Linked DNA regions of Homo sapiens: region 2 is linked to region 1. A link is an interaction called in ENCODE POLR2A ChIA-PET data of the cell type or tissue named here. Cell type or tissue: GM12878. All regions are shown on one strand.

Evidence for each region. Peaks named below come from ENCODE experiments on the same cell type or tissue, not always from the same donor. Only the 100,000 strongest peaks of a DNase experiment are listed, where the experiment ranks them.
Region 2: POLR2A ChIA-PET joins it to region 1 with 10 read pairs; 3 of 35 experiments call an interaction of 5 or more read pairs at or near these places.

What each region holds. Positions count from the first base shown.
Region 1 is chr12:897,833-900,332 of GRCh38, forward strand. All of the region lies in intron 25 of WNK1 (WNK lysine deficient protein kinase 1), which reads left to right. Among named protein-coding and RNA genes, the nearest start is that of RAD52, 51 kb to the right of the region's middle. In GM12878, no CTCF peak of the experiment used is centred here; no DNase peak of the experiment used is centred here.
Region 2 is chr12:755,715-758,214 of GRCh38, forward strand. All of the region lies in intron 1 of WNK1 (WNK lysine deficient protein kinase 1), which reads left to right. Among named protein-coding and RNA genes, the nearest start is that of WNK1, 4.4 kb to the left of the region's middle. In GM12878, no CTCF peak of the experiment used is centred here; no DNase peak of the experiment used is centred here; H3K4me3 peaks cover 2,500 bases; H3K27ac peaks cover 410 bases.

The sequences.
Region 1 (2,500 bases):
CATTTATTGTACCTCTTTTTGAGTCTATAGAAGTAGACTTAGTGAATACAATGGCTTATTCCATTGTAATCCATATTGCTATCTACTGGTAATCTTTATTTATAGTTATTCTTAAGGATAGACATTTAGCTTTGCCTGTTAACTCGTATAACTCACATTTAACCAAACTCTTGGGCAGTTGGAAGAAAATACATTATTCTCTGTTTAGTAAAACTTGGGTAGATTCTTTGTTTTAATGGATGACTTAGTCATAATTGCAACTTAGATGAATGTAATCGTCATATAGATATTTGTGTGTATGTCTAAGTGGTAACTTCTTGATTAAGGTTTTTATTTCATTTATATTGGGTTAAAGAACTTGCTAGTCATTGGTTAGGCACGGTGGCTCACGCCTGTAATCCCAGAACTTTGGGAGGCTGAGGCAGGCAGATCACGAGGTCAGGAGATCAAGACCATCCTGACTAACACGGTGAAACCCTGTCTCTACTAAAAATAAAAAAATTAGGTGGGCATGGTGGCAGGCGCCTATAGTCCCAGCTACTCAGGAGGCTGAGGCAGGAGAATGGCATGAGCCCGGGAGGCGGAGCTTGCAGTGAGCTGAGATTGCACCACTGCACTCCAGCCTCGGTGACAGAGCAAGACTCTGTCTCAAAAAAAAAAAAAAAAAGAAGAACTTGCTAGTCATTAAAATCAAAGAAATAGTTAAGTGATACTCTTTTGTAATGTAGTATATATATATATTTATTTATTTTAAGAGACAGGGCCTCACTCTGTTGCCCAGACTGGAGTGCAGTGGTGTGATCATAGCACACAACACAACAGCCTCAAACTCCTAGGCTCAGGTGGTCCTCCTACCTTAGCTTCCTGGGTAGCTGGGATTACAGGCACACACTACCATGCCCTGCTAACTTTGAATTTTTTTTTTGAGACAGAATCCCGCTCTGTTGCCCAGGCTGGAGTGCAGTGGCACGATCTCGGCTCACTGCATTCTCCGCCTCCCAGTTTCAAGTGATCCTCCTGCCTCAGCCCCGCATAGTAGCTGGGATTACAGGCACATGTCACCATGCCTGGCTAATTTTTGTATTTTTAGTAGAGATGGGGTTTCACTATGTTGGCCAGGCTGGTCTCAAACTCCTGGCTCAGGTGATCCACCCACCTTGGCCTCCCAAAGTGCTGGGATTACAGGCGTGAGCCACCGTGCCCGGCCCTGGACTATATTTTAATTGGGATAGATAGAGAGTTTCTAATCCTTTGGTGAAATTATGGTAGTGTTAACACAATTAGTTGAAAAGTAAAAGAAGGTTAAAATATGTTAAAAAGCAGTTGCAAACTTCTTAGCAGTTCCATTCTCTGGAAAGGTTCACAGATATCCAAATGTAGCACATTAGGGCCAGTTCATGCAGCCCATTAGTAGAGATGTGATTGTAAGAGAAATCAGCTAATTTCTGATCTGATCCCAATCAGATCTTTTTTGTTTTTGTTTTTGTTTTTTTGAGGCAGAGTCGGCAGTGGCTCAACCTCCAACTCCCAGGTTCAAGCAATTCTCATGCCCCAGCCTCCCAAGTAGCTGGGATTACAAGCATGTAATCCCAAACCAAATGTATAAGAACACCTGGCTAATTTTTGTATTTTTGTATTTTTAGTTGCACTATGTTGGCCAGACTGGTCTGAAACTTCTGGCCTCAGGTGATCCGCCCGCCTCAGCCTCCCAAAGTGCGGATTACAGGCATGAGCCACTATGCCCAGCTATGATCCTAATCAAATTCTAATCCTAATTTTGACATACTTTTTGAGTGGACTTGAATTCAACTGGGAACCGGGGAGCAGAGAGTCAATTTTAGGACAACCGACCTATTGAAAGCAACCTACCAAAAATAATTTTAAACACCCATTGCTCTGTAGTGACCTCCATCATTTTTGAACACCTCTTTTGTATTTGCTCTGATGCACGTTTATAGGAAAGTCTAAGCAGAGACTGCCTAGCAAACCTTTTTGTATAATGATTCAACACATTTTCTAATAGGGTAAAAAAAAAAGCAATCATGGAATTGCAGAATGGAATCTGGGTATCCACTAGGTACTCTGGTCTTCTTACGCTGCTCAGACATGTGGCCCATCTAGGTTTTCTAAAGCTAAAAAGCTCTGGAATAGTACATATGGCCCTATTACCTATGGATTCTTTTCTTTTTTTTTTTTTTTTTTTGAGTGCAGTGGCATGATGTCGGCTCACTGCAGCCTCTGCCTCTGGGTTCAAGCAATTCTCCTTCCTCAGCCTCCTGAGTAGCTGGGATTATAGGCACCCTCCACCACGCCTGGCTAATTTTTATATTTTTAGTAGAGACAGGGTTTCATCATGTTGGCCAGGCTGGTCTCGAACTCCTGACCTCAGGTGATCCGCCCACCTTGGCCTCCCAAAGTGCTGGGATATTATAGGCGTGAGCCACAACACCCAGCCTATCTATTGAGTCTTAGTGTCATTCCTCACTTCTCCCGTTAGTGA
Region 2 (2,500 bases), 140 kb before region 1:
GCCTGTAATCCCAGCACTTTGGGAGGCCAAGGCGGGTGGATCACGGGGTTAGGAGTTCGAGACCAGCCTGACCAACATGGGGAAACCCCGACTCTACTAAAAATACAAAAATTAGCCGGGTATGGTGGCGCGCGCCTGTAATTCCAACTACTCGGGAGGCTGAGGCAGGAGAATATCTTGAACCCAGCAGGTGGAGGTTGCAGTGAGCGGAGATCGCACCATCGCACTGCAGCGTGGTGACAGAGCGAGACTCCGTCTCAAAAACAAACAAAAACAACAACAACAAAAAAACTTATGTCCGATTCCTTTTGGTTTACAGGCAGAAATTTACAGGTAGACACATTTCTTTCTTGTACTATCGATGCTTATTGATACTGATGCTGGAATTTTATTCTTCCATTATAGTTTTATATTTGAATAGGTGCTTTTTAACAATTTTGTTTTCCTTAACCGGTTACCTTACTTTTTTAAGACTGGACCCAATTACTTGTTGAGCACTTTATGAATTAATTTTGTTAGTTTTAATTATTTCACTTCTGAGACTTCTTAGCATGTGATGTGTGTTTTCCTTTTATCACCTGGAATTTTCTGATACTTTATTATCTTGGAACTGATAATACAGTGAAAAAAACTTAATTTGTCTAATGTCACGATAAAAACTTTGTCCAAGCTTCTCAGGTTTTCTTAGAACTCGTAACTTTTTGGATTTTTAATTCTCTATCTAGGCATGGGCATTACCAAACTAAAGAAAATCTTACATCGCATATTATTTTTGAGTCATTTCAGGATTTGGCTGCAGAACTAGATGAATCCTAGCTTATTAAGTGGTACCTGGTTTAGAAACTTCCATGTTATTTGTCTGTGCTTCTGTAATTTTTTGTTTTGATTTTGAAAAGATTATCTTACCTGAAAAATCCTTTATAGCAGTAGTTAGGCAGTATTTTTGGTTTTTTGACCAGGACACTTGCACTACATGCCTAATAAAATATTCAGTGGGTCAGTGTTTGAACTTTTATCTTTGGAGCCAAATTAAAGGACAAGCCAAGGGATTACTAAAGCACTGGAAAGATAGAAACTTTTTCGCTAAATCTATCCTTTTAATATACATATATTTCTGAAGCAAGACAGGAGAATATTGAGTTAAGTTGTTGAGTTAAAAATCTTAGTGTATTGAAACTGGGAGAAATCTTAGGTTATTCTGCCCAGCTATTTATTTGACAAATAAGGAACCTGAAATCATAGAGCAGGTAAATAACTTGATTAGGTAGATGAAGAACAAAAGCTAGTTAGGATCTAATAATTTGGGAGATGACAAAGCATTTGTAGTCCAGTAGATGGCTAATAAGTCATTTCAAATGAAGCAATATTGTGTTGGTGTGGAAGTGGCTGTTGGATTTCTGGAGAAACCCGGTCCTTATACCCATGGCAAATTTCAGGCTTCTGTTTTGGGTGTTGATTTTTATCACTTCAAATTGAGATATAAATAGGCTTTTGTGGATGGGTCAATATGGTATACAAATCAAGCTATTTTCTGTCATGCTAATTTTTTTAGAGTCATGCTATGCATTGCTCTTTAGTAAAACAAGCATCAATTCTTTTTTTTTTTTTTTTTTTTTTTTAAAAAAAAAAAGAGACGGAGTCTTGCTCTATCTCCAGGCTAGAGTGCAGTGGCGCAATCTGAGCTCACTGCAACCTCCGCCTCCTGGGTTCAAGCGATTCTCCTGCCTCAGCCTCCCAAGTAGCTGGGAGTACAGGCGCACCCCACCACACCCAGCTAATTACAAGCATCAATTCTTAGTAAATAATGCCTAGGTAATATTTTGATACCACAGGACCTTCAGTAATTACCGAGATGTTTAAGATGCAGATTTCTTTAACTGGTTTTATTAGACAAGTAGTGCACCTTAATTTTAATATTTGGTTGTCTTGGTCAGAAAATATTACTGTTGGGCTCTATCTGCAGAGTTTACATTGCTTTTCTAGAAAGGGATCTGGTTTTTCAAAAAAGATAGCATAATTTCCTTTAAGAAAACATTGATGGAGCCGGGTGCGGTGGCTCACGCCTGTAATCCCAGCACTTTGGGAGGCCGAGGCGGGTGGATCACGCGGTCAGGAGTTCGAGAACAGCCTGGCCAACATGGCGAAACCCCATCTCTACTAAAAATACAAAAATTAGCTGGGCGTGGTCCGCACGCCTGTAATCCCAGCTACTCGAGAGGCTGAGGCAGGAGAATTGTTTGAACCCGGGAGGCAGAGGTTGCAGTGAGTCGAGATCGCACCACTGCACTCCAGCCTGGGTGACAGGGTGAGACTCTGTCTCTAAAAAAAAAAAAAAAAAAAGAAAGAAAGAAAAAGAAAACATTGATGCACAGATTTAAGAATGATTTATTTTAAGCACCTTCCCAAGTTGCCTCTGAAGAGTTCACATGATGCGTTATATGTTGATGAGATTGTTTCCACATCTACCTGAAAAGAGAGGTTAAATCATATTTTTGTTGAA